2 separate regions of the Homo sapiens genome follow, and region 1 is linked to region 2. A link is a contact called in ENCODE Hi-C or POLR2A ChIA-PET data. All regions are on one chromosome and are shown on one strand. The core of a region is the stretch at or near the end of the contact, and the rest is flanking DNA. Distances in the headings are between cores, read along the strand shown. Region 1 overlaps PDE11A (phosphodiesterase 11A). Region 2 overlaps PDE11A (phosphodiesterase 11A).

Region 1 (5,961 bases), core at 3,241-5,740, 58 kb after region 2:
CAGGCTGCTGTACCAAGGCAATACCAAGTATCAAGGCAGACACAGACAGGGTTCTTTCCATCATCAATAAGGGGGTGCTCCAAAGAAGAGCTGCAGATTGCTTGTGCCAGGTTGGTGGTTCACAGCTCCAGGTGATGTATTTCTGACCTTCTCCCTAGTAATAATCATTACAAAGTAACAATGTGAAATTCACTGTGCTTTTGGGAACAAGTTTGCCTATACAGCTGTTCTGTTAGCATCTAAATGTACATGTGTATATAGATTAAACAGAGTAAACAGCATGAACATATGTGAAACTGTTAGAAACAGGGGCATTTTTAGAAGCATGAGGCTGCTAAAAAGAATATTTGAAAATCCACAAAAATACCCAATACCCGCTGGATCCAGACTTCTTTGTCATGAGGAACTGTATCATTAACTTCTCACGCAGATCATGGGGAACCTTGGTTTTCAAGGACAATGGCAAGTACCTCAGCTAGTGAAAAGCAACTTACTGGAAAATCTCATTTATAATCAGATATGTTTTTATTAGGCTTTCATCCTGCTCGCCTGACATATGTCCCACTCAGAAAAATAGCAGTCTTTAAAAAAGCATCATTTGAACAGAACGGCTAAAATTACCTTCAAAAATAATTCTAAAGATTGGTTACCAGTCACCCATCACCACATTGAAAAACTTTCTGGTTTGTAATTTATCTGCAAGGCATCTTTTATTTGTAAAGTGAGAAATCACCATTTCTGTGAACATTTTAATCATGAAATTTTTTGCAAATTTATGTATCTATACATGTACTTAGGAATATATATTCTTTATCTATTCATCTAACTCCTTTGAATCTACTGAAAGTCCATAAACATTAGGAAGGTTTTACTGCTGAGGTGGCAAATCATCACTGTAACTCTCCTCAATTTCTTTCTTTTTGTTTTTTTATTTGAGATGGAGTTTCACTCTTGTTGCCCAGGCTGGAGTGCAATGGCGTGATCTCGGCTCACCGCAACCTCCTCCTCTCGGGTTCAAGAGATTCTCCTGCCTCAGCCTCCTGAGTAGCTGGGATTACAGGCATGCACCACCACGCCCAGCTAATTTTGTATTTTTAGTAGAGACGGGGTTTCTCCATGTTGGTCAGGCTAGTCTCGAACTCCTGACCTCAGGTGATCCACCTGCCTTGTTCTCCCAAAGTGCTGGGATTACAGGCGTGAGCCACTGTCCCCGGCCTGTAACTCTCCTCAATTTTAACTCCAGAGTTGTCAGGCAGGGGTTGCAGGGTGCACAGATGTGTGGATGCGGTGAGTGGGTGCTTTTGGTCTTCTTACAGCTTGCTCAACAGGCAAATCATACATCTGCAATTAATTGTTACATGCAGATTCTAGAGAGATTTCTGGACTTTCTTTGCATACAAACATTGAAGAGGAATAGAAAATTAATATACAGATGTTAACTCCAGTTATTATGACTAAAGAAAAAAAGTGTTCTATTTAATTTTGAAGTGAACTTTCTCCCTGCTTCAGACTAGCACTGATAATACAAGGGCCTGCCAAGAACCTGAGTGAATGACTTGTTTGATGCTGTGCTTTTGTTGATGGCACAAATAAAACCGGCAAAATGCAGGAAGTAGAGATAAGAATTACTCTAGATGTTGAAAATGGCAGAAGATTAGAGACCACAAGGCCCCAGCAGTCAGTTCATTCAAACCACAATCACCAGGCAAAGAAGCTGTGTAAGCCATGGCTAGAAGGAGCGCACTCCAGCTGCTCCTGCATTCACTTCCACACAGCCCTTCGCTGCTAGATGTTGCTGCCTTCTCTCTTCCCCACTGGGCTCTGAGTCCCTGAAGGTAAGAACCGTGTCCTATCTGCTTGTACATTACCAGCAACTAGCACAGTGCCTGGCACAAAGAAACCATTAAGAAGTGCTATTTGGCTACATTTCTCATTTTTTAGTCAGTTTTGATATCATATGGATGGGGATATGGAATGAGTATATGGAAAAATTCTTTGAAATATGTCAAGAATTACCAAAATATTTCCTCCATCAACCTACTACAGGGGCTGCTGACCTAATGTTATAATAATATATAATTTCAATGAGTTAAGTCATCAGGCTCTGTTAAAATATAATAATGTTTGGGATAGAGTAATGGCTTAAGTTTTGTCAGTCATTAACACCTTATTACTAATCAGTTTACTTTCATCCTTTCCAGTATGGGGTTGGTTGAGCGCAGGCAACTGTGGAAGTTGAGGACACTGAACATAGCTGGCTTTTAATAAACTTTTGTTGAATGATGAATGAATGTTTGCCTAGCAGTAGAAACATTTGTTGAGTTCCCACTGTAATTTTTTTAAATGAATTGTCTAGATATTAATCTAATTTTTAAAAGAATTGGTCAAACTATCACATTGAACAATTTAAAATAGTTTAGTGCATTTTTCTGTCATCATCAGATGCTTTCGAGAAATGCTATTTACTGCATCCCTTTCGAGAGACAAATACAAAGAAACCATCAGACTGGGCATTTTCCATAATTGCTGATGAGTGTAGATCACAAAGAGAGGTGGCAAATTTTCAATTTGAAGATAAGTCTGATTAATTTAGGAAGCCGATCTTAAAAGCATTGAGCACCCAAGTGGATTTATCTGAATTATTGGAAAATTATTTGCTTAAATCATGCTCTGAGGCATTGTGTCATGGAGAACTGATCACAGACAACTTAGTGACTTTGGACAAATTACTCAACCTCTATAAGCCCAGTTTTCCCTATTTATCAGATGGGGCTAACAATATCTACCTTGCACATTGATATGATAATTCAGTATCAAAAAGTTATTTTGAGAACTCATTATGTCAGGCAGTGTGTCAGGTTTTGTGGGTTCCAAGAGTGAGCTAAAGAGTAAGGTGTCTGCATTCATAGAGCTTCCATTTCAGTGCTGATACAGGAAGATACTGTAATGCCTAGAATGGTGCTGGGCATGGAGCAGGCACCTAGAGGATGAGATATAGCGTTATGTAATCACAACCTGTTGAGGATCAGTGCTAAACTGTTTATTGCTACCCAATAGCAACAACCCCTGTGACTGTATTAAAGCTACAGAATTTTCAACCCCTGGTGCACCAACTTAGCTCAACTTCACACAAGAAGCCTCTAATTGCAGTCTTAGCCCCACCAGACTGGGTCCGAGTATCACTGACTTGGAGCCTCCACATCCACCCTGCACTCCCAGTGGTGGGGCCTGGCATTAGCTGAATTGCTAACACTTAGCATGCTAACACAAAGTGTGTTTGGAACTAGCTTTAGACATTTGCATCCTCAAATTTCTGCTGTTTCTAATGCCCAAATGTTTCCTGGATTGGCCCCAGTTTCCCCTTGAGTACTCTTGGACTGCTATATAACTGCAGAGTAACTAAGAACATTTTGGAGTCCAACTACTTGGTTCAAATTCCAGATATACTATTTAATATTGTGAGCAATTTACTGAATCACTCCAAACCTCAGTTTCCTCATGTGTACTGTGGGGTTAATGAGAAAAGAAAAAACAGCTCAGAGCAGTCTGAGCTCCTTGAAGGCCCAGAGAGTAATGAGTATGGGACTTCAGTCACGCTCCCCACTCCCCTAACCCATGCTTGGGGGCCACTGTTGAAAGTCATTTTGTTTCTGACTAGCTACCTCACCCACTATCTTCATGTTCCTAGAATTTGTGATACAAGAGACAATGTAACAAAGCCAATCAATAGCTTATGTTATGTTAATGTAAATTCTTGGTAAACAATGTAGAAAATACCTTTCCTTTCCTTTTGAAAATCCACTTGTAACTGCTGCTAATTGGACTGTATATTTAAGGCAACTTGAATCCATGCTCCGGGGTTGCAGTCCTCAATCTTGGCTCAAATAAACTCTCTACTTATATTAATTTTGCCACAGTTTCTTTCTTTTAGGTTGACATTAATAATAGTACCTATTTTAATAGGACTGCTTTCACTGTTGAATGGCATAATGTATATATAAAGGTCCTAAGTAAGCACTCAAAAAGTATTAGTTGTTGTTTTTATTACTAATAGTGGAAGGTGCATAGGTCATCTTTGTTGATTTACATGCAGATAAATAGTACAGGGCATTTGTATCATCCCTTTGAAGTTATAACATTTGTAATTTTAGATCTCTCTGCCCACTCCAACAAGCATCATCTTTTATGGTGCATGTTTTATTAAGTTTTCTGGCTGAGTGATTCCTTTTTTTATAAGGTACTTTACATTGTCAAAGCTCTTTCATAAAATTAATCTCTTTTCACTGCCACAAGGATCCTAGGAGATTAGAATGGGTGATATGCCTATACCCCTGTTGCTGACAAGGAAACTGAGGCAAAGAGAGATCCGACTCTCAAAGCTGGTGAAATTACTACTTAATTATCAAATCCTTATTCACTGCAGGGACTCAGAAACAGGCACAGAAATCATTTCAGAAAGTTGCTCAGCAGTAACTGGAAAACGTTTTCAGTGAGTTGGAAAATCAGAGTGAATCATTAACCCCCAGGCTCAGGTTGTGAAACTTAGAAATTCACATTAAGGATTTTGTTTGTTTTTGTATTTTAATCTTGTGAATTCTGCTTTCATATGCCATTTGAATGACATAGAATCCCAAGGACACACAAGGTCTTTAGAAATTAAAGTCATAAGTTTTTGTGGATGTTTTGAAAGCCTTTCCACATTTCCATGAATCTCATATATTTTTTTCCTTTTAGAGCATGGCAAGAAATCTTGCCTCTAGGAATGAGTCAGAAACCTGTCTCCAAAAGGCAGGGCTCTACCCTGCCCAGCCTGGCCCTTTCCTAGAGTGACTTTCTCCCTCTAGGGGAGGAAAGCAGTGAGCTTCCTTTTTGGTTTCTTCAACTGTATCATGACTTTTAGGTTGAGTAGTCAGGGCAGAAGAACCAACAATAATCCAGACTTCCAGAAACTAATTGTACGGGGAGCCTAATATCCTCTTGGCTCACCCACCCCTCTCCTGCCATTGCTGCTACACGCAGTGCCTCAGCGGTCCTGCGGATCACATACTTTCTGCCCTGGCACTTCACACATGACTTCATGTGTGAGAACAGGGATGAGACAGCTGCAGGAATGCCCAGTCATCAGGCACACACAACATGGAAGTACATGAGAGTTAACATCCCACAGATCAACATTTGGTTGATGAGGATGGTGGGTGGCGGACAATTTTGAAGTGCGATATATGAGACTTCTCAGATGGTCCCTGCAGGATCAAGACTGGCTGACCATAGTGGAGAACAACAAAGAAATGTGTCCTTCCTTTCACTGGCTTCCCTCCTTCCCCATTTCACTGTCCCAGCCCCTCACTCTTATTCTTGGTGTCATTTCCAAAACTAAACTACCTGAATGCAAGCCTTTATCTCCAACTTTGCTTTGGGAGAGGACACAGGGGCCTCAAGCTAGTGTTTAAACTGATTACAGAACACCTGGAAAGAGTCAACATTATCACATAATATATCCCCAATTAAAATGACAATGATTTCTTGATTCTTCCATTAGAGAGGGAAGCATGGTGATTGAAGAAAAAGCCCTGAAAGAGGAGGTGTGGGTTCCAGTTTTACCAATAATGAGTTATGTGACCTAAGCTACGCTATTTAACCATTTGGACCTCTGTGCCTGATCAGCAAAAAAGGAGATGAATTGGATTGCATCATTTCTAAGATCCTTCCGATTCCACAATTGCACATTTATTAAATAAAAACATCGGGGCGACAGTTTGTAGTAGCTGCTTTCCCTCTCATTATAACTCTAGGGATTGTTCTGGCTAAAAATATGGCAATATTTTAATGCAACTTTAGACAGGCAAGTGAATCAATCCTCTGAAAGTCTAGATTAGAGAATGGGCAGCTATTCAGAACCTCAAAAAACAATAATGCTGATGAAAAGAGAACAAGCCAGCTTCTTTGGGAGTCAGCAAACAT
Region 2 (6,291 bases), core at 3,368-5,867:
CAGCTCACATATGCCTACTTACGTGTGCATCTTTGCCTGCCACAGAGGGCTCCAGATCTCAATTGACTATGCACTTAAATTTTTACAAAATAATCCTACAATTGCTTTACCATAGATGACTCTGGGTGGACTTACTTGAATAGGAAAGGTCAGGTAAAATCCTGAAATGAGGAGGTGCTCATTTTTAAAGCTAAAGATCTGGGAGTTGTGCTAAATATACAAAGCATGGAAACATGCATGGAAATAGACATGGCAGAAAGGGAAGCAGTGTGGAAGAGAGTGACAGAGGGATGAAAGGGGGATGAGGGAAGAGGAAATGTAGGGTGTGGCCAGGGGCAGATGGACGACCAGGCTGATGAAAGTCAGGCTTCAGCATCCTCACTTGTGCCAGACCCTTCTAAGTATATTCTTTTGTGCTTAATTTTGTGTGTGTGTGTTTTTAAGAGTCCTCCTGTTCCCAAATGGTATAAGCTTGTCTCACCGCTCCTGGGTTGCCCCTGGTAGTGGAATGAGAGCCCTAAAAGTAAGATGGCTTACTTTAATTTAATGCAAATGAGTCCATCTTCAGCTTTCATATCAGAGGGCTTCTCCAAGATAGGGGGTAACATGGGGGCAGGGCCGAGGATTTTGTTTCTGAACTGGGACTAGAACAAATTCAAGGAGCTCAGATTAAAGAGCAATAGGTAAATATTTTACAGGTCAGAGGAGCATGGAATTTACTCTGCCCAACAGGAAAATTCCACTATTCTCTACTTTACTGATTATTTTCTTTCTTTTAAATGCATGAATATCTACATTTTCCTTATTTTAATTTTTTTTTACTTTTCATAATGAAAGGCTTCTAACATATTCAACCAGTAAAATATGATCAGCAAAAATCTCTATTATGTATCTATATGCCTGTAAAGATGAATAATAAGTAAAGCCACCCATGTAAAACATATGTAACAAAGGATCTAGGAGCCTTTTAATTTTCTGGACAGCTCAATGAAAAGGGAAATAAGATTTTGATGACATTTAACTTTTAGAAACATGGTCTTTGTCCTTTTAAACCATGAGGTTTTGGGGGGTTGTTTTAAAAATAATACCTTTTCTTCCCTTCACAGTTATTTTATATATTTTAAGTAACATGTTAGTGTTAGAAAATATAGAAACAATAGGTTTAAAAAGTAGGAAATGGAGATAATTTATAATCTCATAACTCAAGAGATAGACACTACTAACTTTTGGGTTTTGCCTTGAATGGAATCTTTCTATTATGTTTCTAACTGGTGAAATGATCAGAACATCTAAAATATGGCTCATGCCTGTAATCCCAGCACTTTAGGAGGCTGAGGTGAGTGGATCATTTGAGGTCAGGAGTTTGAGACCAGCCTGGCCAACATGGTGAAACCTCATCTCTACTAAAAATGCAAAAAAAAAAAAAAAAAAACAAAAAAAAAAACAACCTAGGCGTGGTGGCACATGCCTCACATGCCTGTAATCCTAGCTACTTGGGAGGCTGAGGCAGGAGAATCGCTTGAACCCAGGAGGCAGAAGTTGCAGTGGGCTGAGATCACACCACTGCACTCCAGCCTGGGCAACAGAGTGAGACTCTATCTCAAAAAAAAAAAAAAAAAAAAAAAAAAAAAAAAATATATATATATATATATATATATATATATATATACACATGTATATATATATATATACATGTATATATATATACACACACATATATATGTGTGTATATATATACATATATGTGTGTGTATATATATACATATATATGTGTGTGTATATATATACACATATATATATGGTATTTTATAATCTCAGTTTAAAAATGGACAGAATCAATGAGAATGTATGGATTTTTAAGCATTCATACTTCTTGGGCCTGTTTTCCATCTCCAGGGTCTGAAAGAAGTATAAAAAGCTGGCATCCCACGTGGATGAGGGGGAGCTTCTGTTAACACCTAACACCTCCTATGTGTTAAACACATTGCCAGCTGCTCTGCATACTTCATCTCAGCTATTCCTCACAATGACTGTGCATCTTACAGATGATAAAACATGTCCCCCACATGTTAGGATCATAAATGATCCTTAGCCTTTCCATCACAGGAGGAAGGTAAGAATCCATATAGGAAGTTAGGGCTTCCTTTTGTAATCTTTCCATTTGTTTTGGAAGCTATGGAGAAAACCATTGTTTTTCTCAAGTAAAAGTCAGGGATAGGACACTAGCCTGCCATATAGAATGAAGATATAGAGAAATCTGCTGAGGATGTAACATAAAAGGGAAGCTCTTAAAGAGTCAAGAAGAAAAACCAAGGAATAATAAGATACACGTCTTGAAATTGTATGGCTTCAACCTTTGTCAATGCACAATTCCAACCAGCTAGTAATTGTATCATTCCTGTTTTTAGAGACTGTGATGATGATGAGGAGACTGAAGACATGAACTTCTGAGGACACATTGAATGTGATTGCTGTTGTCATCAATTTGGGGTAAGGGTTGACACCAGGACCTTTCTTCTGACTTATTCATACCCATCTCTCCTTTCTTCTCTCCTCTTATCCATTAATTCTATCACCCATCATCTTGCATATGTATACAACTCTCATGAATTCTGACATTGTTCTTTGAATGTAATCTTATGTCACTTGAGGCCTCCCCAACCCTTTAGACTTGAGATTAGACCTCAAATCTATTTCATGCTCTGGGGGACCTTTCAGACTCCTGCCAGTGATTTCCAAGTCTTACTTCCTTGTACTCTCTGACTTCTTCTTGAGTCTATTTGGCCCTCTTGACTCCATTCTGCATCATTCCTAATGCAGTATTTCACTTTATTTCCCCTTTTCACAGGAAATCCCATCACCCTCAACATTTTGGATGCCTACTAACTGTACCGAACTTTAGAGGTTGTCATAGGGGAAGTGACTTACCCACTGACTTACTCTTACATACTCCTTTTCATCTCAAAGGGCACAGTCTTTTACCCCATGGAGAGTAATCCAGTTTTCTCCCCAGCCCTAGCTCACTGCTTTTATACAGATCTGGACTGCCAGCCAGCCAGTTTTTTCCCAGGCTCCCCAGAATTCTGACAAATTAAAGTTTCCCTTTCTTGTTGCACTAAGGCCTATAAGGTAGTTTTTATTTTCCTTATAAAGAAATAAAAGAAAGAACACAGAAGTTGTGAGATTATTAGCCTATGGAAAGGTGATTTCCCACTTTATGCTTTGGGTTAGTTAGCTATTTTTTGTTCTGTGGACAGGGTTATATCCCTGGTCCCGTGTAAACACCTTGCAGGTGCATCCCATTCATCACAAGGGGGACAAAAGGTGAACATATCATTAAACCACTATGATTTCAGCACACCTTGTGAAAAGCCTTCTCCAAGCATGACTGTGGTTAGGGAGTAGTCAATAGTAAGTCCTCCAACAGGAAGAATAGCTCTTTTTCTGTTAGAATGCCAGAGTGTATGACTCCAAGCACAACTGCAAACCACCTGTTAGTAAACCTAATTTATCTGCTCAAATAATCCTCTGCTCCAGGGAGTTATATGAATATGAGTAAAATGTAACTAGATGTAAGTTAACGGAGTGGGGGTGGGGGTTGAAAGCCCGATGTCCTTAAGACAGAGTATGTTCTGTCTCTCTCTTAACAGTGATATTTATCACACTAAACAGAAACATCTAATTTTAAATCAAATTTACTAGTTATTTCATATGATAATAAAACAAAGCAACATTGTAACTCCAGCAGCGATCAAAATCCCCTTTATTTCCATGAGAAAAATACAGGTGCTTGTTTTCCACTCAATGCATAGTGTTTTTATTTAGACAATAGTGTGAGGGAGCCACAACTGCCATGGTTTTATTTAGTATAGCTTGGCACCAGCTCCTCTTTACTCTGATCAAGCCTTTTAATTAAACTGACTACTATAATTCCTATGGAAATTAGTGTTTATGTTATTTTCCTGCTACAAAAGCATTTCTCCAGAACTTATTTTTTTTAATCCCAGGAGCATAAATTAGAATTTTTTTCTGCTTGATATGTAATTAAAAACTCATTTGATTACAATATTTCTGGCTCTGTTTTACTTATTAAATTCCTGTAATCAGTTTTCTTTTATGAAGCTGCTGGGAAATGATCTTAAAAGCAACACATTTTTTTCTTCCCTGGCAGGTACCCAAGCATTTACTAAATTACATTCATAGCACCTGCCCATGATTCGAATCATTCCACCAATTTATTCCTTAAGCCATTTAAGTTTATTTGGCATAGCCCCAAACAGCTTTCTTCCCTTTATCCTTGCTCTTTGTTCTCCTTCTTGCTTCCTTTGTATGGAATAAAGAAATTGGGGAGGGAGGAGGAATACATATTTCTCAGAATTCCTTTCTCTTTGTTTTATATTCTCCTGAAACACAGAATTGCCATACTAGAATATCGTTTTCCTGTGGCCAGGTGCTGGTTCTAGGCAAAGGTAACAAAACTCCTATCTTGAAAACTTACTTTTTCTCTCTCTCTTTTTTTTTTTTTTGTGAGAAGGAGTCTCGCTCTGACGCCCAGGCTGGAGTGCAGTGGGGCGATCTCGGCTCACTCCAAGCTCCGCCTCCCTGGTTCAAGCGATTCTCTTGCTCAGCTTCCCGAGCAGCTCGGACTACAGGCGCCCGCCACCACGCCTGGCTAATTTTTTTGTATTTTTAGTAGGGACGGGGTTTCACCGTGTTAGCCAGGGTGGTCTCCGTCTCCTGACCTCGTGATCCCCCCGCCTCCGCCTCCCAAAGTGCTGGGATTACAGGCGTGAGCCACCGCGCCCGGCCGACTTATTCTTACACTCTTAATTTGTTACAGAAATGCAGTTAGCTGAGAGAATATGGAACTATTAAAATACTAGTAAAGCAAGGGTTTATCCACGAACCTAAATTCCAAGGCTTATGGTGATTATGTGTAGTGAGTCATCAGCAAGAGAATTGCTTCTAGTATTTAAAAGTTTCTTATCAAGTGATACGGGATGGGTTCTGTGAGAATGCTATTGTCTAGTTTGACTTGCTCCTCAGTGAAAGAGAAGGGGGGAAACTTAGCACCCATCTGATCACTCTCCATATACACACGGAGGAACTCTAAAGGTTATGTATGCGGCTGCATCAGCCTCAAGACACCTGACTCTCCTCTGTGGCATCCCTGCTGCGTGACCACACAGCTACCGTTGAAACCCTTTCAGAGGCAGTGCGTGCACAACCTCCCAGGGGAGTCCATTTAGTTTTTGATTGTTCTGTTTTTAAAATGTTGTTCCTTTATGTTGGACTGAAATCTATACCCCTGTAACTTCTACCTAATGGTTCTAATCCTTAGGGTGCTCTTTCTTTAAACCAGAATTTTCTTTAGTAGTGTAGGACTGATAACTCAGGTTTTGTTTCAAGTGTAGGTTAGAGTTGATGCTGACCTAAAAACCCTATTTGGGATGCAGTGCTTCTCCCTTGGGGCAACCTTTTTGACATCACTGGGGCCCCATGTTCCTTCCAGTTCCCTCCTGGCCCATCGCAGACAGGACCTCGGATACTTGCCCCACTATGGGACACAGCCTGGGCATCTGGTCATCTAGGTGGCCAAGGGACCCCACTTATTTCCTGATTTCATTCACACTCCACTGTTGAGTTCTCTTGTGACCAGCATATACAGTTTATTCCGTATTTTATTTATGTTTTGAATAAGGAACACATTCACATAGTTCCATGGATACAAAACGGTACAAAGGTGCAATATAAAATCTCCGTTCTACTATTTCCCAGACACTCAGTTTCCTCCCCTAGAGGCAACAGATGTTTTCAGTGTCTTGAGTAGATAATCAAGAAAAATTTTCTGAATGTGTAAGAACATAAATATATTTGCCCCTTTTTACAAATGGTAGTACACCATACAGAGGGATCTGCACTTTGCCTTTTATTCTTAATATATCTTGGGAAAAACTCATATCACTACAAAATTAGATTTCCTCATTTTTTATGGCTATCTAGTATTCCACTGCTGTCAAAATTTGTTTAACCAGTTCCTTTTTGATGGAACCCAAACATTGTTTATATTTGGCCATTACAAATAATGCTGTAATGGATATCCCTGTACATAGCCTCTCCATAGGTGTGAAGTTTATCAGAGAGTCAAATTCTAGAATGGGTATTGCTGGGTGAAAGGGAATGTGTATTTGCGTTTTGGTAGATATTACTGAATCAACAAATATAATTTTACTTAAGATATATAGCAGGATTTTTATAATAGCCATACTAACAAAAGAGAGGGAACAGAAA

What was found. Hi-C counts contacts between places; a loop is a spot of excess contacts on that map. ChIA-PET counts read pairs that join two places held with the same protein, here RNA polymerase II (POLR2A).
Region 1: a map of K562 shows a loop between it and region 2 (2.5-fold over the local background). The contact joins two enhancer-like sites. A Hi-C loop is called at or near these places in 4 of 168 maps with a recorded cell type or tissue (K562, heart left ventricle, mammary epithelial cell and 1 more). POLR2A ChIA-PET finds 5 or more read pairs at or near these places in 3 of 52 experiments (HEK293, K562 and MCF 10A).

The regions. Positions count from the first base shown.
Region 1 is chr2:177,688,166-177,694,126 of GRCh38, forward strand. All of the region lies in intron 15 of PDE11A (phosphodiesterase 11A), which reads right to left. The region is part of intron 1 of PDE11A-AS1 (PDE11A antisense RNA 1); the gene reads left to right. Among named protein-coding and RNA genes, the nearest start is that of PDE11A-AS1, 18 kb to the left of the region's middle. Within about 2 kb of position 4,491, at least 3 of the 41 ENCODE cell types and tissues checked have a DNase peak (open chromatin) inside an H3K27ac peak, as active enhancers do.
Region 2 is chr2:177,629,879-177,636,169 of GRCh38, forward strand. The region is part of intron 19 of PDE11A (phosphodiesterase 11A); the gene reads right to left. Among named protein-coding and RNA genes, the nearest start is that of IFT70A, 14 kb to the left of the region's middle. RefSeq lists an enhancer at 5,271-5,350. Within about 2 kb of position 4,618, at least 6 of the 41 ENCODE cell types and tissues checked have a DNase peak (open chromatin) inside an H3K27ac peak, as active enhancers do.